Linked DNA regions of Homo sapiens: region 2 is linked to region 1. A link is a loop called in an ENCODE intact Hi-C map of the cell type or tissue named here. Cell type or tissue: gastrocnemius medialis. All regions are shown on one strand. Each heading gives the region's core, and the rest is flanking DNA. Links, peaks and the distances in the headings are about the cores only. Region 1 overlaps GDAP2 (ganglioside induced differentiation associated protein 2). Region 2 holds the start of LOC105378929 (a long non-coding RNA gene).

Region 1 (11,088 bases), core at 2,100-10,099:
TTTGTATTCTTTGACCAACATCTCCCCAATCCCACCCCAATACCACCAGCATTTGATAACCACTTTATTCTCTGTTTTTCTGAGTTCAGTTTTTTTAGGTTCTACATATAAGTGAGATCATGCTATATTTGTTTTTCTGTGCTTGACTTATTTCACTTAACATACTGTCTTATATCTTTAGTATGAAGGTTAAAAGACAAAACTATTAATAATAGCAACAATAATTTGTTAAGAGACAAAAATAATATAAAAACGTAAATTATGACATCAAAAATGTGGCAGTGAAGAATAAAAGTATAGAGTTTATTATGTTTTTTAAATCATTCTATTATATACTAATTGTTTATAATGAGACTAAACAGCAAAATGTATATTACATCATATGGGCACCACAGTATCTAGCACAAAGCATATAACAGGATTCAATTAATACCTATTAACTTCTATACTCTGTTCATGTATCCATTGGCTCATTTTTCAAAGATTTATTGAATAAATGCAGTGTTTGCATCATAGTAGGTACTAAATTCTTTGCTAAATGAAATAATAAACATGAGTATTATGTAAGGTATTTTGGGGCCTGAGATGAATTAAAAAAGGCTCTTGAGTTTAAGGTTGCATATGTGAGACAGACATATTACAGTACGAAGAAAATTAACTTTGTAATAAGAACAAGACAGGTAACCAGAAGTCTAAATACTCTATCAATCAAATATGTATGCTGAGAAGGGGACTGGTGGTGGGGAAGGAGGTGGGGTGAGAAGGAGCAGAGTGGAGGCAAATTCTAGACATGTCGTAGAAACAAATGCTCCCTTCTTTGTATCCCCAAAGACTTCTACCATGTTCAGTGCAAGATTTTACACACTTATTGAAAAGGCTATTTCTATTACATTAGACCACCAGATAGACAATATGTCATATTTGTCTCTCATTTCTAGCCAATTCCTAGGGTAGTTCCTGACACTCAATCTCTATATCTATATCTATATCTATCTATATTCAATGAACTCTGAAAAAAATTTTTTTTAACTGGAACTCAGGTGTACAAAATGGAATACATCATCTTTAATTGAAAACACTCGCATAACTGGTATATGCATGGTCCACTTAGAAGACTAGTTATATAATTATTTATCTTTAATGAAGTAATAAGCACCCTAAAATCTACCACTATAACAAAAATTAGCACTTTCACAATAACCTTCATCTAACCATGTGCTACTTCCCACCGTTATCTGGAATTCCAGGTTAATCATTTATTGCTTTCCTTTTTATATTGTTTTAAATTCATCTACATGTAGTCAATGTAAGACATTATTTTTTGTTTGTTTCTAACTATTTAAAAAAGCTTATCATGCTGTATGTAATCTCTTGGGTCTTACATTTTTGACTTATCATATTGCTAACATTCATCCGTATCACTGGATTTCAATGTCGTTGATTGATTTGGACAATCACAGGTTGAGCATCCCAAATCCAAAAATACAAAATCTGAAATGCTCCAAAATCCAAAACTTTCTGAGTGCCAACATAACAATTAAAACAAAAATGCTCACTGGAACATTTCGGATTTTTGGGATTTGGGATGTTCAACTGGTAAGTACGATACAAATATTTCAAAATCCAAACAAATCAGAAATCTGAAACACTTCTGGTCCCAAGAATTTTGGATATGGCATACTTAATCTGTATATATCATGTATTCATACTAGATAAAAACTATAGATTTTTTTCATTCACTCTCTCACTGATGGGCACTTGGGCTGTTTCCAGGGTTTTGCTATTGTGAAGAGGGCTACAATCAACTTGTTTTGCGTGTCTCCTGGTATACATGTGCATGATTGCTCTTGAGTAGGTACCAATGAGTGAAAGTGCTAGGTTACAGGGAATGTTTAATTTTAGGAGATAAGGACAAACCTCTTTTCCAAAGCATTGCACCAAATTATACTTCTATAAGAAGCATATGAGACTGTGAATCCCTGTCCTCACCAACACTTGCTACTATTAGATGTTTTAGTGTTTGCCAGTTGGATAGGTTAGAAATGGTAAAGCATTTCTCTGGTCAGTAATGAGGTTGAGATTCTGCTCATGTTGACTTGATTCTATGAGATGCCTGTTCCTATCATTTTTCCATTTTTTATTGGGTTATTTGATTGTTTCTCACCAAGTTGTAGTTCTTTACACATTCTTGATGCTGATCATTTGTTGTGTGTTTTGTGAATATCTGCCCCCATTCCGTAACTTGCTTTTTACTTTGTTTAAGCTTGGCTCTACTTTCAAAAGTTCTTAATTTTAATATAGTCAAAACTATTTTTTCTTTGGTGGTAAATGCTTTTCATGTCTTTAAAAAAATCTTCCCTTTCTCTAAGGTTTGAAGGATACTAGCTTAACTTCTTCCACAGGTTTCAGAATTTTTAAAAATTTAAGTCCTTAATCTATCTAAAGTTGATTTGTCCATAGTGTGAACACAGAATTAGTATAAACTCTAAAATGTTTAAACCTTGATTGATGATTAACAACTTGAGATCTAAAGATAGACTTTGGTTGACAAAATCTCTATGAACATATTTGTGGGGAGAAGTTTATAGTTTACATCAGATTCTTAAAGGGTTCATGATTTTTAAAAGGTTAGAATCACTGCTGAGACACTGGTCCTGTTCTGGTTTCTAAGGACCATGCAACAACTCATGATTGCAATCTTCATCAGGTTTCTTCTTTATTCTAATTAAGTCTCTGCCATTACCACTATAGATTGTGTAAGTCTGATTATTTAGTCATTATTTTAAAAAAATCACCAGTTGGGAAGAAAGAGTAAAAGCAAAAAGACTGTTACTCTTCTCACTCAATAGACAATACCCTCCTTTTTTTCTAAACTTCATTATTCAAAGAATATTTCATGTTTTCTATTACATTTCTTATAAACAGCACCTCACTTTTTGCTATAGTGTTTTGTTTTGTTTAAAGGAAGACATGCAATCTTTTGTTCCAATCCAAAAATCAAAACAAAGCTAAAAGGAAAATATGAACTCAAAATAGTTTCTGGGTTTCCTACAGGATATTTCCTAAATATCCTATATAGAGTACTTTCTTATTCCAAATAAACAAACTTCTATTATTTTATGAGTAAATATAATAATCATGGATAAATAATCGTACAAAATATGTCAAAATGGCAGAAAAAAATAGCCACTACAGTGCTCTAAATGCAGAAACACTAATTAGTTTCTCAATGGGTTGCAACCAACTGAGGTTGGACACTGTTCTCACAAAGCTAATATAAGCCAGTTTCTTCCAGTTAATAAATTACCATCCACCTGTACAGCCAGCAGCTGAATGACAAAAAAAATTTAAACTGTATCACTCTTAAAAGACTAATAACTAACCCATCTGTGTATAATCATCGCCCAGGGAAAATTCTGTCTTTGGAATTAGCAGATGCTTTCCCAGACCTTATACAATTGACCCATCCTAGATTTAGTTAAGATCTTTGTTGTATCCTCTTATTGACCCTGTACAGTAATTTAAACAATTATTCATATACTAATTAGTTTAACATTTTTCTCCTCTGCAAGACCCTAAGCTCCATGCAGGCGGGTGCTGTATCTGTCTTGCTTGTCACTTTATTACCAGTAGTATCCAGCACAACATTTGGCACATTAGTAAAAGCTTAATAAGTATTTAATAATGAAAAAGATAATGATTTTGTTGAGAAAAATGACATAAGAGTCACAGGCAATTGAATCTTAAGCCAGTCAAGTAATACTAATAAAAAAGGAAAGGAAATCTTCCTGTAAAATAACTTGAAGAGTTTCAAAAGCAGTATTTTTGAAAAAGAGTATCTAGGTTGCTTCCTAATTTTGGTAAGTAAACCAATGTCTACCTTATGATACACCCAAATCAGAATCACAACTGGATGACAGACCTGGATTAGAAAGCACGTCTAATTTTTCATGTTAAAAACAATTATTTTGAAGAGATACTGAGGTGACAAGGCAGTGCTACGAAAGGAGTGACATAAAACTATTGCCAATCCATGTGACCTTTAGTTTCGCTACTGATGGAAGAATTGAAGGCTTTTGAAAAGATATTTACTAACTAAAAACCTACTTACTTTTACATTTGTTCAACCTAATTAATTAACATAATCAACAGAAGCCAGACTCAATATGTGAAAATAAAAGCCCGATTTAGAAATATCAAGAGAAAGAAATTTTAAAAACTACAACCTACAATCTCAAATACGGCTGAGCATGCAAACAGTTGACATAGCTTAGTTATATCATAAACTCCTCAATAAACAGCCATCAATTCTAAAACTTTTTGGTCTCAGGACCAAAATATATCTATATAAAACACAGACATTTTTATGTTTTTATAAATTATTGAGGACCTTAAACATCTTTTGTTTGTGTCATTTATATCTACCAGTTCTCATTAGAAATAAAAACAGAGAAATTTAAAAAATATTCATTAATTTAAAAACAATGAAAAACCTATTTTGTGAACATAACTTTTTTTAAAAAAGCTGTATTTAGAGAAGAGTTGTATTTTTTAACTTGCAAATCTCTTTAATTTCTGCTAGATTCTCATATGTGCGTCTGCATTTAAATTACTGTAATATCACATAGTGAGTGGCCTCCAGAAAACTCCATTGAACACTGTGAGAGAATGTGAATGAAAAAGAAAAATAAGTCTCAATAACATTTTTTTTTTTTTTTGAGACAGGGTCTCTCTCTTTCGCCCAGGCAGGAGTGCAGTGGTGTGATCACAGCTCACTGCAATCTCCACCACCTCCTGGGCTCCTCAGCCTCCTGTGTAGTTGGGAACAGAGGCATGAGCCACCATGTCTGGCCAATTTTTTTCTTAAAGAGATCCTGAAATGCCTTTAGGAGGCTGTAAGTTTAAAACTATTTTTGTAATAACATTATTTGCATTTTTCACTGCATAGACATTTACATTGATAGTGCAAAAGCAACTAATGGGTAAAAACAGCTGGTAATAGCCTTACCACAAATCAAGGCAGTGGCACCAATAAACAAAAAAGGCCAGCTGCATTTAAGAATGTCTTCGATGTAGAAGTAAAGATTATTAATTTTATTAAATCAGTTCTTGAGAACCCATCTTTTTAAATTAATGGAAGACAAAATGGAAGAACACATAAAGTACTTCTGCATATTGAAGTGTGAAGTTGCCTTGAAGAAAAGCACTATTTGATTGAGTTGTGAGCTGGACTAGTTGCTTTTTTTCATGCAACACCATTTTTACTTCAAAGAATGACTGGCAAACTGTAGTTATTCAACATGAATATGTGGCAGGTGTTTTCCCAAAAATGAATAAAGTGACCCTGACATTTCAAGAAAAATAATCAACAGTATTTGTTGCCAATGATAAAACTTGAGCTTTAAATATATACATATTTGAAACATTTTTATTGTCATCAGAAGCTTGACAGTTCCTAATATTAAATACTTTTCTGATGAGATTGGTGATACTATACAATCGATACTAACAAATATAATTTTTTGATACTGTGTAATGAAATGTGTCAATACTTGGAGCTCTGAATAATTCAATGAATCAATACTTTCCAAAAAGCTAACGTATCATGTTATAAAGTCATGCTATACATTCCTATTATAAAATCTGTCCAAAGTACAGAACACCACATTTTAATATAATAGAATTAAAAAAATTCATGGATACAGTTTGAGATTCTGCATTACAACTATGTTTTAAAACACTACTATTTATCAAATTCTGGTATAGTATCAAAGAAGAATATCCCAATTATTTTAAAAGGCTGTTAAAATACTCCTCCATTTTCCAATTAAAATCTCAGTGAGGTCAGGTTTTCTTCATATACATTAGTCAAAACAACTTACTGCAGCAGTTTGAATGCTGATAGGACAATCTGGCTGTCTTCCATTAAATCAAACATTAAACAATTTGCAAGATTAAAAAAAAACACTGCTATCTTTCTCAATAAAAAAGTTATTTTAAAATAAATAAATAATTTCTCATGTGATAAATATTGATAGATACAACCCATAAAAACAAAAGCTCTCTGGGGTCCTCAACAATTTTTAAGAGTGCAAAGGAGACTCGATACTAAAGAAGTCCCAGATCCCAGTAATGTGAGGAGCCCAGGCACCGTATTTAATGAAAAATGTCCATCAGATGAGTCTTACACATATGGCCAAGTTTAGAAACCACTGAAAGTATCATTTGACTGTGACTGCCTCACTTGGAAAAGCTGTTCCTTGGTGCCCCCTAGTGGCTCATACGCTTTTGTTTTTCAAATTAAAATCAGAATAAAGGAAGACCTGGGATTGAGGAGACACAAAATACTAGTTCTGAAAGTGACTGGAGAGTTCATGTAGTCCAACTCCCACTTTATCAGTGGAGACAGATAGCATGCAGACATCATTACAATACAGCGTGAAAAATGCTATGCTATGCTTTGGGTGAGTACAGGGTATGAAAAAAGCATACAGGAGGTGGCATCTGTTCCAGACTTGGGAGGTAGGTCTCCAGAGGCAACTGCTTTTGAAATCTGGACAGAAATTGAAGGATGAGAGTAGCCCATTCAAAAGGAATGGCAAGTACCAAAGCTCAAAGATAAAACAAGCCATGATTTGCTCAGTACAGCAGTGAACAATTTTAAGAGCTTGACAAGTACCAGGTTCTGTGCTAAAGCTCATTACATTACCTCATTTAATGCTCACAAAAACCCTATGAGGTGCTAACCCTCCATCAACCCTATAAGGTAATGGATAGTAGACATTTATAGTTTGTTTACTTTAATTTTCTTTAGACTTTTTTGAAAAGCAGCCAGCTTTACAAAGACTTGATCTTTGGGAAAGCTTACCCAAAAGTACAAAGCTGCTTCTATGTTTTTAAAAGGATTCCTTCAAAATTGCTTTAGAAGACATATGGAAGAAATGGAATGGTTTGGATGTCTTGTAAGGTCCTTCGGATAAGTCAGGGAGAAATAAGGCTCTTTTAAATTTAATTCAACTGTAGATTATGCTTTAATTATAAACATAGTAGAGCTAAGTAAAAGCTTTATAACTGCCTTTCCCTTTTCTAATTTCTCCTTTTAGAATATAAACCTCGCATGGAGGCATTACTATTGTAGTAGACAGGGTAGGAGCTCTGAAATCAGACATGTATCTGACCACTGGTTTCACCACATATTAACTGTGGCCACTGATAACTTTCTTAACTTTGAGTTTTTGCACCTCCAAAATGAGGACGATATCTTCCTCACTGATTGTCATGAAAAATAAATTGGAATGCATTATATATACACGTAGCTCATGCATCAGATGCAAGGTTCCTTTCTTGCTTCTGATGTCCTTATGTATCTAACAGTCCTGAAGGGTTGTCTTACTTTCTTTGATGCTGCTTCTGCAGAGCTGCCTCTGATAATTGTCCCTGAAGGATCAGTTTTCTTTGCTTGTCAATATCTCCTTCCATTCGAGCAAAAGCATGAGAGCCAATGAAAGAGAGATCAACTCCCAAGCCTTCATCCTCCTCTTCTTGGTTATCTGTAACAAAAATGCAACTATCAATAGAGAGCTTATGCTAAAACTAGATAGTAAACATTGTGAATGCTGCAGTAAGGATGACAGTGAGGTAACTCAAAAAACTGGGGTCAAGGTTATTTTTGAGAATGAAACTGTAATCAGATTTAGGCATTTGTAAAGCTGAAATAATGAAAGAAACTGCCTGTCCATGTGTGACAAAGGTTTTAGCAATATGTGAAATCCAATCAGGGTGACCTGGGTGTAACCCTAGGAAGAAAAGAGTAGAATGTAGTCACACACAAAAAGACAGAAGTAAATAGATTGTATCTGGCTTTAAAGATGGCTCATTGCACAGCATCTGACAAAAAAGAAGTATAAAAAACAAGCATTTGGGAAGGTTTATATAGCACTGTTGAAGGAGGAAGCATTTGATTGCATAAATGCTCTTCTGTAAGGTGACATCCCAACATGGATGTACCAGGATCACAGAGTATGATCCACATTCCTTAAGAAATATTTCAGTTATAATTTAGCATCCTGGTTTTCTACACTGTCATACCAACCTAGTTATTTTGGTCCATAAGAGTTATAGTTTTCACTACAAATTAATAAATTAACTTTCTAATCTGTCCATACAAACACTGTGAGTTGGATTAGTAGAAATCAGTCTCTTGGGAACAGATTATCTCTTAGTGTGGTATTCACTGTCTTGGTAGATCTGTTAAGCAAAAACAAAACAAAACAAACGTCGTACCATGGGGAAATTCCCAAGGCAATGCCAGCACTTGAATTCCAACCTGGTGGACAATCAGCTGGAGTTTCCCCACGTCTACTTCACTGCTCCTCAAACTGACAGGCCAATAGATTGGAAGGGCCTGCTTTCATTAAAAACACCCCTCAAGTAAAGCTTGGTTATATATATTTTAACAGATTTAACATTCTGCTTGAAAATATTTAAGAACACTACGGCCTATATCTATAACATAAAAGTATTTTCTGAGATACGATTTAACATTCTACTTGAAAATATTTAAGAATGCTAAGGCCTACATCTATCACAAAAAGTATTTTCTGAGATATGAATGCAAATAAAACACTCTGGGAATGGTGGACAGAAGAGAATCTTCTTGCAAATTAATTAGTCTTATCTACTGTCCAGCACTCAAAGTGGTTTTGCTGTTCACCACTCATTATCACACTAAATGCATTTTATGAAAGAAAAATTCTATGGTAGTCACAGGCATGAGGATTTCAAAACAACTCTTTGCATTATTTCAAGGATATACTATACTGGAGGCTCACCCAAAGTGCATGACTACCCCTTCAGCAAAGTTTGGTTTCCAGATATTTCACATTTCCTGATGTTAGACCACTTATAATTCCCTCCAGTTGATTAAAGTTTATGTACTTGTGATAAAATCTTGAGTTGCTTCCTAAGATTTTGGCTTGGTGCTCATTTTTAAAAGAAATGTTCACTCTAGGAATTTCACAGTAATTCCCTAAACTGCTGGATTTCAAGACTCAGTCCCAGCACTGAAGCTTGTGAGGCATATCTCCACAGAAGGGACTTAAGACCTTAAACATGTACACATGAACATCACTACAAGATGTCACACAGAGCAGATTCAGAAGGCCCCCATCCTAACACGTTCTACCTACTGCTCCAACCTACAACAGTATATAACCCAAAGAAACAAAATGAATGGTTATAATATTCTTGTCTTAGTATTTAATGTTAAGTATGATTTTTAGAGGATACTGAAAGCTGTTTAAAATGTTAGACAATAACGTACTTTACTATCTCAACAGTGTTCTGCATGAAACTATAACCTCCATTAGGGTGAGAATGTTGTTATAGCCACCTCTTAATCCCCACTGTCTAACACAGACTTGACGTATATCTATCTAGCTATACTTTTATTTTTAATTTCAAGAATAGAACTTGAAAACTTCTAAACTGGTCTTGATAGTAGTCATGGTAATAGAGAGCTTTCCAAAGGTCAAGCTGAATTTCTTACTTCTTTGGTGATTGGTGCCTATTTTTGGCCCTAAGAGGGAGATTTAAAAAGTTAGAGCTCTAGAACTCACCTTCTGGAGCACCAGGTTTCTCACTTATTCTAATCTGTCGTTCAGGTACCACAGGCTCCCCTTCTGCATTTCCAATATCTGCAGGTAGGTAGGGCAATGATCGATTCTCCTCTTTTAATGACCTTGGGAAGTAGAGAGGTAGCAGCTTTTGGTAAGTACCCTGTGTCAGAAAAGCAAGACATTCTGTGAAAAATAGAACAAAACAAAGAAGACCTCAGCAGTACTTAGTGCTGTTCATACACTGTGAAGACAACCTCCATCAAGAATAAAGACTTTACCACTTCTGAGCTCAGACTCGATACTGTCTGAAACCCTCAATCAGCTTTTGTGTTAAAGATAAGGATATTGTTATCTAGCCAAGTTAAATGTGATGCCCATCCTAACAATTCCAGGTCACTGAACCTGGAATGCATAAGTCCTGCCACTCCTGTCCCCATCCGTACCTTCACTTCCTAATGATACCAGTCTCTCAAGACTTGGCTCAGATGCTAGCTACTTCCTTAACCCTCAGTGTGCCATCAGGGTCCGTTCAACCATGTTTAGCTTCTGAGTTGTTTGTGAAGGATTTCTCTTTCATGATGTTTATTCTTTCTTAAAAGTTTTTTTCAAAGAAAAAAGATGAATTTTACTTAAAAAAAACCAAACAGAATAAAACTCATCTTATCTTGTAATTCCCATATCGATTGGTCCACTGGACTAATAAATCTGCAATACATTAAAGGCATGTAGTGCTCTTATTTGTCCTATATCTTGAAGCATTTTGCATTTTCATCTTCCTAGGAATTGTTTTCTCATTACCTAGAATTACTCATCAATTATTACAAACTATACTAAAAAAGACTGAAATAAAATAGTAACAAAAAAATTATGGAATCACCTAGGACAATGAAATCATTCAAGAAATCATTTTCTTTCATTTTCATATTGTGTTGCCCATAGTATTGCATCATCTTTTAAATACATATATAAGATTGCAGACATCATCTTTATAGCCTTTATAAAAAAACTGAGATACAATCTTTAAAAAAAAACTGAGACAGAATTCACATACCATAAAATTCACCCTTTTAAAGTACAAAATTCAGTGTTTGTTTTCGTTTTCTTTTTTGAGATGAGGTGTTGCTATGCTGCCCAGGCTGTTCTCAAACTCCTGGACTCAAGCATTTTTCCCATCTCAACTTCCCAAGTAGCTGGGATTACAGGTGTACACCACCATACCCAGTTTCAGTGGTTTTTCACAGACAGTATTCACAAAGGGGGTACAAGGGGGTACAATCACCACCACTATTTAATTCCAGAACATTTTCATCACTCTAAAACCCATCAGAAATCATTCACCATTCCTCCCTCTCCCACACCTGGCAATTACTAATCTTTCTGTCACTATGAATTTGCCTATTTTTGGACATTTCATAAAAATGGAATACAGGGCCAGGCACAGTGGCTCATGCCTGTAATCACAGCATTCTAG
Region 2 (11,088 bases), core at 1,567-9,566, 73 kb before region 1:
GATACCTGCAATGGGGGCACCATGTGTTCTCCCATTAGCCAGCCCTCATGGACGTTATGAGTCAGCCAGGGGGCAAGCTTGCCATGGGTTTTGTGACACCCCCTATCCAAAGCCTCCATGTTGCATCCCACCCATTGTCCGTGGGACCCCAAGTCTTTAGCAATGTCCGGTTCTGCACAGAAGCTGGATGCACAAGCCAGGGCAAGCTGTCTGCAGCTGCTGCTGGAAGGGCGGTGCAGATCCAACAGTTGGAGACATTGGTCAACTCGGTGTAGGTGTGGGCCCAGTCCATGATGTTGTTGGAGCATGCCAACCTACAGCTGAAATGACAAAGCAGGAACCGGTACCTATAGCGGTAAATCACATCACTCAGGCAAAATACAGGCCAACTTTTTATCTCTGGATAACAATGCAACCATCAAGGACTTCTGCCCTGGCTGATGATACCACACCTTCTTAGCTCCCCATGGTTCTTTTGGGTCTCGTAGCTGTGTTAAAGTCACAGGGGAGATCATAATAGGCCACACAGACATAATAGGCCACACATAATAGGCCATACATATGTTCCCCAGAGGAGGGTCCCTTCCCTACTTTTCCCCTACCAATGGTCAATCATGAAGGCCACACATTAAATACCCAAGGAGTCACATGTAAGTCATACTGCATGCCCTCCCCTAAGGGGGCTACAATAGCCAATCATCTGTAATGGAGGGCTTGGAGGGTCCATGGCCAACACCAGGTTTTCTGTTCCCCTCCCTTCAGGGGCACCAGAGCAGGCAACAACAGATTACCATTTGTCCCCATACCTGGTCGGAGGAGGTCATTCTTGGTGTGTATCTGTAGCAGGATGGGGGCAGCGGGCTGGTGTAACAGTGCCTCCACCGGGGCTGGGCTGCCTTTCTGTGGCCACTTATTCAAGATTTGAAGCACCAGGTCCAACCTGGAACTCCAGCCCCCAAGGATGGGGAAGTAACATGCAAACATAACCTGTTCTTCAGGAGTCTGTTATATTGCTCAATCATGCCAGCGGCTTGTGGGTTATAAGGAACATGGAACTCCCATTGTATGTCCATCTGCTGTGCTCACTGTCGTATTTGATGTCCAGTAAAATGTGTTCCCCTATCACTTTTGATGGCCAGAGGAAGGCCATATAAGGCACTTAAGTGTTGCAGGGCTCGAATGCTGTGTTGCTGGTTGGCCAACCTGCAAGGGTAGATGAGCAACAAGCCGGTGGCTATGTCTGCAGCCATCAGCGCATATGTGTAGCCCTGCAATTTTGGCAGTGGCTCAGCGTAATCTATTTGCCATCTGGTCAAGGGCATCTGCCCTACTGTCACTTGTTGTGTCACATTGGGCAGTTGTCTTTGTCTCAGGTATGCTTGAGCACATGCTGGGCACTTCTGGCAGGCCTCCAAAATGTCCTGTGAGGGCAAAGACAGATGCCAGCACCTATTGACCTGTTGCATCAGTTAACCCCCGCTTGTCCCAGTTTCCTGTGTAGCCACAAGGCTACATCTCATATAGGTGCCAACTCTAACCACCTGACCTTGGCCAAGGCATCTGCCTCATCATTACCAGAGTGACCAAAGACATATGGGCTGACATGTGATAGATAGTTACATCTTTCTGATGACCTGTTTCCCAGAGGTCTTGCCACATAGTTTGTCCCCAAATGGGCTGATGGCCTACAAGCCAATTCTGTAACTTGCAGGTAGTCAACCATAAAGTTAAACCTCAATAGACTCCCCAGCTATTGGTGCAAAGTATCATAGGTGACTCCTCTCTGGGAATCACCATCCTCAACCACTCTGAGTTCAGCCCACTGGGTGCTTTGTCCACACCCAGTATCAAACTATATGGTGTCAGTGTCGGCTGGATTGCCACAGCAGTCCAGGCAGCAGCAGCACCCTGGCTGGACCCATCTGTATACCATGCCCCATCAGGAACGAGAGGATACCCTTTCTTTAACAGTGATGGCTCAGGGTCTAGGGGTGCCTCAGGCCCCATGGCCTTATCTTCCATTAGGACTATAGGCCCCAAGGCTTCTTGTAACTCTGCTGCTAAGGGAGTTGTAGTCAGCATACTCTGCTGTTCCAAGTAGGCACCCCGCTTCGCTAAAGTGGTTGTCTGTGCTGTCCCAGTCTGGAGGGTCACTACTCAGGAATGTACCCACCCGACTATTGGGTAACTCATCTGCACGATGACTGTAGCCCAATCCGTCACAGTCTCATAAGCCTGAAGAGCAGCATATGCAGCAGCTAATTCCTTCTGTATTAATGAGTACTGGAGCTCAGCTCCCTTCCACAGCTGGGACCAAAAACCTACTGGCGTTCTAAAGCACTCCATGCGCTGCCATAGGACCCAGCCAAAACCGTCTGTGGTTACATGTACATCAAGTTCAAATGGGCACCCCTGATCAATTACTTGTAAGGCCTGTGTTTGCTGAATGGCCCACTTGGCGGCCAGAAGGTCTGTTCCAGCTTCATTATCCCAATCCCAGGTAGCCCCTTTTTTTGATAACCCATACAATGGTTTTATCATTTGAGCCAAATGGGGCACAAATGGCCGCCAATACTCCAAGAGGCCTACAAAAGTCTGCAGCTGCTTCATCGTGGTGGGTCGGGGGTATGCCTGGATTTTCTCAATGATGGCCTCTGGTATGGCCTTTGTCTTACTCAACCAAATAACTCCTAAGAATTTCGCAGATAATCCAGGCCATTGGACCTTGGATTTGTTGATGGCCCAACCACATGCTGCCAAATGTTGCCACAAGAGGGGCACTGCCACTTTTAAATCTGCAAGAGAATCAGAGGTTAACATAATATCATCAATGTAATGAAACAGGAGGACCCCTTTTGGACATTTCCAGGCAGCTAATTCCATGGCAACAAGACCACGACAAATGGTGGGGCTATGCACATAGTCCTGCGGCAGTATGGTAAAAGTCCATTGTCATCCTTCTCATGTGAAGGCAAACTATTCCTGGCTCTCTGGAGCAATGTCAATGAAGAAGAATGCATTAGCTAAGTCCACCACAAAGTGGTACTGTCCTAGTTCCATTGTCAAGTGGTCTGTCAAATCCATGATGGAGGGTACAGCTGCATGCAGAGGAGGTGTCACCTTATTCAGTTCCCAATCATCCACTGTCATCTGCCAAGTTCCATCAGGCTTTCTGACTAGCCATACCAGGGAATTGTAGGGGCGATCAATGCTACGCACTATTTACACCTCATCTAACTTCTTAGTAGTCTTAGTTATCTCTGTATGCCCCCCTGGCAAATGGTATTGATGAGTGGAGGTAACCCATCAGGGTTGTGGCAGAGCTTGGGACTGGTGATGTGTATGTCCACGCAGTACCAGCTTTACTATGCAAACTTGGAGTCTGAATTCTTTGGCCGTGAGGTGTAAATCCAGACCATGCAAAATGTCCATCCCCAGAAAATATTCACGTATAGGAGAGACATACACAGAGTATAGGTGGGGATCCAAGCGGCCAATGCCAAGATGCAGAGACAGGTTTCACCTTTACTGATTGGCCCCCATAACTGTCAATGAATACAGTTTTGCCCAGAAACTTACCCGGGTTCCCAAAAACTAGACTGCAGTCTGCACCAGTATCTACCAGTGCCAAGACCCTCTGTACATTAGTTGGGGAGCAGTGGATTGCCAGCTCCACATGTGGCCTCTGGTCATCCACTCCCCAACTCCCACAAAGCCAGGCATCTTGGCCAGTTCCCTAATCAAACAAGAAAGGTGCCATATCTTCGCCTGTCTGCAAATAGTCCTTGAGCTGCAGTGTCTAGACAGGATTAGGTTGAACAACTGTTTTGCCCCTTCTTGGGCATTTTCCAGAATTGTTGCTCTGGGGAAAATTGCCTCCACAGAGCCAACAGCATTTCACTGGGTTGCCCGTCAAGTGTCTCTTGAGCAACCCTAGCTGAAAGTAAATCAAACCACATTGGCTTGTGGGTCACCCACTGGGCCCCTTGTTATATCCTTGGATAGTTACCTGTGGACCTTCTTTACAGCATGGACTTTCCCTTCTTTATGGCATGGAGTCCCTGGTCCTGCCAATGGCCTTCTGCCTCCCCAAGGGCTGCCATAGCGGTAGTCACTTCATGTATACGGTGCCCCACATATAGGGTGAGAACAGAGGCCAGAGAGCCAAAAGAGTTTGGGGATGCTGAGCCCAGCACCAGATCCCTCATGTGGGAGGCAAAGCATTTATCATCTGGCCCCCAGGTATTCAGATCAAACACAGCCTGCTGCATACCCATCTCCTAGAGTATCTGCACCAAATCAGTATATGATTGCCATTTACTCACAGTTTCTGGTATTTCTCTGGCATCATTCCAAACAGTCCATGTGGCTCCCATTAGCCACTCAATTAAAGTGTGGTCATCTTGTCCCTGTGCTGACCATTGGCACAGCTGCAGCCACTAATGAAGGGAGGGGTGAGTTGTGATAGAAGCCAGCTTCTCTATCAGAGGTGGAGCAGGGAATGTTGTCAGTTCCTTTGTCCCAAAGATGGAGTAACCAGGCAGGGAGGGGCTGCCGGCGCGTTTACCTAACTCACACAACTCAGTGGGGTTATAAGCACTATAAGAGGTGTGTTCCACCACTGTGGGAGTCCCTGGGCTCTCCCCTGGGGCTCCATTGGCTGCTTGCGTTCTACTTCTGATGGATCATGGGGCAAGCCAGCAGCAGAAGAGCCTCCTCCTCCTCGGCATCAGACCCAATGAGAGTGTCCGGCTGGGAGGATGGGCTCAGGTCGCACTAACAGCTGTTGCTAACTCCTGTTCCAGGCTGTTTATCTGGGCCTCTAAGCACCCTGCTTGAGCCTGGAAGTCCTTCATCCCCAGGCTGTACTACAAGCTGTGCATTTTGGCCCCCAGGCACTTAGCTTGTGTCTGAAGATCCCTTACCTGCACTGTGTCCTGCAAGGACTGAGTATATACTTCACACAGTGCAGTCAGAAATGCCCATCGACTCTGCCGGCAAAAGTGCATTCCTTCTTGAAGCTGTGTGCTTCCAGCTGCTCCAGTGCCTTCTCCACACTCGTGGGAGACCAGTCCACTGCCTCCTATGTTTCCACTGGGGCCCATCCAAGCAGCACCTCTGCCACTGGGTACCACAGCCCGTGCTGTGGCCACAGAGCTGACCTGGAAGCCTCAAGGAATGAAGACCCACTCACCTCATCCTGCTGACTATGCCAATTGTCAGGTTCGAGCCCCAGCTGAGGTCTGAGGGGAGTGGGTGGATAGGGGGCAGGGAGCTAGAAGAACACTCGAGAGACAGCAGGTAGATGAGATATGGCTTTATTTAGCAGCTCTTTCTCAGTGTCAGTGTTACATTTATACACCTTACAAACAATAGTGGCTGAGAGCCAGGTCATGAGCTTCTCTATGTTATGTTTAGATAGCTGTGATTATATAAGGCATGAGAATGTGTGCCTGCACTCCAATCCTGCTGAGTCATGCAGGATGTTTACCTCAGCCTGTGCCTGCTTGGCTGCAGCACAGCCATGTTTCTTACAGCTTGCTAAAAATACACATTCCTGGGTCACATCTCTCTGAGACCTGCTGAATTAGACTCACTCGATGTGGGGCTTGGTAGTCTGTATTCTTAGCACCCTCTTCATGTAATTTAGATATATGTAACAGTTTTAAAAATCATTGCTCTTGGGTTGATACCAGTGTCTCTCAATCCCTATTAAACATCTCAATTACCTGCAGAGGATTTACTTAACAAAAACACATTCAAGCATGCCTGGGCCCCACTTCCCAGAATTCTGATACAGTAGGTTGAGAGTGAATCCCTGGCATCCTCAGTGATTCTGATTCCAGGCCAAAGTTGAAAGTTACTGATCTAAATCAGTGGTTTAAAACTTTGCTGAACATTAAAATGACCTGCACTGGCTGCACCATAAACCAATGAAATCAGAATCCCCGGGAACAGAACCCAGCCATCGGTATTTTTAAAATGTCTCCCAGGAATTCCTGAAGTGTAATCATGATTGAGAACAAGTGGTCTAGATCAGATGTCAGTAAACCTTTTCCTTAAAGGTCCAGAAAACAAATATTTTAGACTTTGTGGGCTATGTGGTCTCTGTCACAACTACTCAATGCTGCCATTATAGCATGGAAGCAATCATACACCATATGTAAATAAGTGGCTGTGACTGTGTTTTAATAACATTTTATTTGCAAAATTAAGTGGTGGGCCAGACTTGGCCTATATTTGCCATTTGTAGATCAGTGTTTCTCAAATTATTTGTGGTACAGGATTGTTTTTTAAAAGAATTTCCAATCTGTGGCAGACTGATTCTTTTGTAAAATACAATAAAAATAAATTACTAGAAAAATGAAAAAGACAAAATATGAGCCTGCTGATTATGCAGTTGGATATTATAGCAATATTAAATTGCTATGATAGTTTCTAAATACTTACACTCCATTTCTTTACTTATCTTGCATGAACTGACAACAACCATCTCAGACTAGACTCATTCAAAAACTACACTTTGAGTAGCATAGGTATAATCAAATCAATCATCTTCCTGTTTAAGGAATAAATGTGAACACAGTTGGGTAGAAAAAACTTCATAGAGAAAGGACCTTTGAATCCAACTTTGAAAAAGGAGATGGACCTCAACTAGTGAAGAAGCAATGACTAGCCATCGTAGCCTAATACTTATCACTTAAAAAGCACTCCATAAAGTGAGCTGAATTGAATCAGGCAGTGAAAAGCAAGGTTTGTTAAGAAGATAGAGAGAAATGTGTTTGCCACTGTAAATAGAGGAGTGCTGATGGACTCCCAAAAGAAAGCGTGTTGAAGGGCTTTGAAATCAGAAAGGATTTGAAATCAGCTACTGGCATTGCCACTTAGTAGCTGAGTTTGTGGCAATTATTGACAATTCCAAGCATTGGTAACCTCATTTATAAAGTCAAGAATATTGTTAACTTCCCAGGATTGCTGAGGGAATTTGAGTTTTATAGTCAAAGTGCTCAGTATCTGGTGCTCAATACAGACAGTGATTATTGTTGGGGAGCCACAAGGGGCAGTGGAGAGAATGCCAGCCAGCTTCAGAGCCAGGCAGAGTTGGGTGTGAATTCTGGCTCTACCATTTGTGTGACATTGGGTCATTTAACCTCAGTGAATCTCAGTTTCTTCATCTATAAAACAGAGACATTCATACCTACCTTTCAGTTAAACTAAGAATTTGAGATTATCAAAATGTGTAAAGTACCTGGCACAAAAGAAGCATCCAGAAATGGTAGCTATCATTTTCTCATACGATTTTTTATTCATATATAATCCACATACCATAAAATTCATCCTTTAAAATGTATAATTTAGTAGCTTTTAGTATATTCACAAAGGTGTTCAACCACCACCACTATCTAATTTTAAAATAGCTATTGATTTTAAACTATTTAAATTCAATAACCCTAGGTTGTCCTCTGTCCTTTCATACCCCAAAACCTTCACTGGAGCTTGACAGGGGAGAAATCATACCATACAACAGTTAGCAATAATTGTATGTAGTCTCTTTCTAAAGTCTCACATCTTATAGCAGCTGCTCCAACCTTTTCTCCTTCTTCCAGAGCTCCAACTTAGGTGGCTCTCCTCATCTTTGTTCCTTCTCTTGGAGCTTTTGTAACTCTAGCTTCCCTATAGTTCCATGTCTTTTCTCACACTCACACCCAGTAATGTATCCCATTTCCTCAGTTTCTTTGGTTTGCCACTGCCAGGCATCACTTCTCTGTGCTCTGAGGTCTGTGCTCCATTCTCATAATGAGGTCTTGCAGAGGGTGCTCTGGCCAGGAGCTACACTCTTTAACTCCCCTTGTGTCTGGGTAGAGCCACATGGACTAAGTAGACTAGTCCCCATCTCAGGGAGGTAAGCAGAAATGATGAGTGTCACCTCCAGACCAAACTGATTAAGAAGTGGGTATGTCTCCTCTACCTTCTCTCTTCTTGTCTTCCAGCTAAAGGCAAAGGACCCCAAGACTCAAGAAAATAGCTAGGCCTCCAACCAGGAGGAGTTTGGGCCCACGGTCCACAAATTATCACATGAGAGGCAACCCATTGAGTACCTGATTGGGATTAACATGAGCAAGAAACAAATCTACTGTGTTTATGCTACTGAGAGATGGAAGATTGTTATAGAAGCTAGTTTTGCCTTAACTGAGAGCAACAACTTGTGGTGATGTCAGTGTCAAAGTCAGTGATAGCATTCCTCTGGCATTGTCCCAGGGAAGCCAGGGATTTGGTGGGACCTCAGAGCCAGAGGTCCTTGGATGCTATGGGGACTGTGGTTAAGAAAGACAAAGTCTTTGGCAGTGGCTGCTCTGTCTCCCAGCAGGACTAGGGTGGAACCGATTGGCAAAGTATAAAAGCACAGTGAGAGCAAATACCAGAGTTCAGTTGGCTGCTCCAAGGCACTAGGGAGTGGGCTCTGGCTGACTCCAGATAGGGACAACACCTCTCTCCCTGAAGTTGGCTGAACAGTCCCAGTAGAATCCTTCCTTGGAGACAGGCACTCAGGCTAAATTTCGATAGTTAGATCTGGCTCTCTCCCCTTTCCACTTCTTTTTCCCTCAGTTCAGTGGCCTTGGTCCAGCAGGTCAGGTAAAACATTGGTCAGACTTTCCCAGAGCTCTGTCAGAGAAAACCCCATGGTATCACATGAGAGGAGGCCAGCACACCTTTCTCTAGTGTTACAGAATGAAACTGTTGTATGCGTGTTAGGTACATGGGGAATTCTCCTGCCACTAAGTGGGAACCTCTGGTAGAGATGCTAGGTATTCAGTCCGCTACTACTTCTCAGTTTTCTCCTCAGAAAGTAAATCAAGAGGGCCATGTTTCCCATAGCCCAGTGGGAAGACAAAAACAGTTTGAAATACACCTAAGATCTAATCCTGGGGCAGCTCTGGGGCCAGGTAGCTCAAGGGTTTGGGTCAAAGCTCACAACCACACAGGGAAGACCTAGTGTTTCTTCCCTACAAAATGATGAGAGATAGAATGGGAAGATGGGGTGCAGGAACAAAATCCCAACTCCATCCAGTCTCCCCAGATGGTCTTGCAACAGGCTTGAAATACCTGGCCTGTTGCCCTGGCCGGTTCCAAACCCCTGAGGCAGGCTCTGTGGGAAGCAGCCTTTGTCCCCTACAACCTTAGGAAAGCTACTTTTCCCATCTGAACTGACCCTCTGAGTATGCTTTCAGCGTTTCCCTTAGTCTGTCCCCAGGACCAGTGATTGCAGAGCATGCTACCTAAGTGTTGGTGCCACAGGGATTCAGCTATTCTCACAGGGAGCCAGCAAAAGCCTCACTGACCAGATGTCTGACTCCAAACTCCTTTTTATCCTGCTCAGATCTGGACAGATGAAGTTTTCAGGTACCCAGTGGCAAAACAGTGGTCTCCCCATGGCTAGTCCCTTCTGTGTGAGATGTTTCCTTTAGGGAAATCATTAAATGATGCTGCCGGGAAAGTAAATTGCCTAAGGTCACCATGAGCCAGGAGTTGGCCCTCAGGTTTGCTGGGTTGGGAACTTAATTCCTTAAGTTCCTCAGAGATAAGAAGGCTATGGGGAGCTGATTCTCTAAGTAAGAGCCTGATTGACAAATGAATACAGACTTATCAATGAGGGTATCAGGTAGGATCATAAGTGCCCAACCTTTTCTGAGAGTGCCCCTGAGGATAAATAATCTTACTTGGGATGCTGAAATATAAAGGAGATTTTCTTGATGTAGACAAAAGCAGAGCAAAGTTTCAAGAGTGTTCTTGTTTATAAGGCTATTTCATCATTCTAGAGTAGCTGGATTCACTGCCTTTCTGCGCTCTGGAGACGTTTCTGAATAAAAAGTACTGGTTCTCAGAATTTGAGGGCTCTCACCCTGGCACAGTGCTTGAGGTCACCCACCAGTTTAGAGAGTATTTATGCAGACCATCTGTGATGCCAGATATAATAGGGCACAATTGGGTAGATGACAACTTCTTTTATAAGCTAGGGCTTTCTAATTTTTTGTAAATAATGCACTCATGCAACAATATGTGTATGAATTGACAGAAGGATTCTAGCCATCCCAGGTCCTGTTCTGCCACCCTGAGATCTACAGGAAGTAAAAATCCCCACACATCTGTGACTCATTGTTGCTCATCAGTTGGCCCTGACAGATCTGTTGGAAAGCTCTGGCACATACCATCATCTTCTTTACTAGATTTTGGAGCATTTAGCAGAGATGATAAATATTTTAGTCTTATGAGCAACACATTTTCTCTTAGGATCAGATTCTTTTGATATCGTGTCTTGGGGTTTTCTGTCTCTACTTTCAGCAGGTGATTTTTTCTGACCCTGCCCCAACCATCCCAAATCTGGAATGCCTTCTGTGGACAATACTTTCATATTGTGTCCAGATCCCCACTTCAGGGCTGAGGCACAAGCCTCCAGCTGCTGATGGCTCACAGCTGTGTCCCTTCCTAGGCAATGACCTTGGCAGAGAACTATCTGGCTCCAGACTAAGGCCCCTCCCAGGCATGGCTCAATAGCCAATGACTGCCTGATGCAGAGATACAATGGTTGGGCCCTTGGCTTTAGTAGGAGACAATTCTGAAGGCTCATCTCAGCTCCAGCACTCCCTGTAGCATTGGTAAGGCCTCAGTTACAACATATGAAGGGTCAATTTCTCCCCCACCTATCCTTGTAAGTGCATCTCTGGAAACATACCCAATAAACCTTCTGCATGCTAGTCTCTGTCACCAAGTCTGCTTTCAGGGAACCCAACCTAAGCCACATTCTCTTTGAGATCTCTTGAGCATTTCAGTGTCATATACTTTCTACACTATAAAATGACCAGATTTATGTAAACACATGGAGTAAATTGTTAAAAGTTAATGGGAAAGTGAACAGCTAAAACTTCTGGGAAAAATATAATTCAAAAGAAAAATCTGAGTCTTCCTTTGGGAAGGGAGGGAGAACCCAGAGACCAAAAGGTGACCTGTCCTCTGTGTCTTCTAGGACAAGTCACCTTCTCTCTCTGTGGCCTTCCTTTCTCCATCCATCATGTGATCAGGTGCATACCT

Evidence for each region. A loop is a pair of places that touch in the nucleus more often than their neighbours do. Peaks named below come from ENCODE experiments on the same cell type or tissue, not always from the same donor. Only the 100,000 strongest peaks of a DNase experiment are listed, where the experiment ranks them.
Region 2: it touches region 1 in a loop (2.1-fold over the local background); 16 of 110 quality-filtered maps call a loop at or near these places.

The regions. Positions count from the first base shown.
Region 1 is chr1:117,889,440-117,900,527 of GRCh38, forward strand. It overlaps GDAP2 (ganglioside induced differentiation associated protein 2), which reads right to left. Exons shown (of 14, transcript NM_017686.4): 7 at 9,618-9,777; 8 at 7,394-7,550. Among named protein-coding and RNA genes, the nearest start is that of GDAP2, 35 kb to the right of the region's middle. In gastrocnemius medialis, for the core only: a CTCF peak has its summit at 6,264 (motif pointing left); no DNase peak of the experiment used is centred there; H3K27ac peaks cover 981 bases.
Region 2 is chr1:117,816,475-117,827,562 of GRCh38, forward strand. It overlaps LOC105378929 (a long non-coding RNA gene), which reads right to left and starts at 5,327. Exons shown (of 3, transcript XR_947744.3): 1 at 4,326-5,327; 2 at 807-1,421; 3 at 1-320. In gastrocnemius medialis, for the core only: no CTCF peak of the experiment used is centred there; DNase peaks (open chromatin) are centred at 4,737, 5,467 and 9,117; H3K27ac peaks cover 5,313 bases.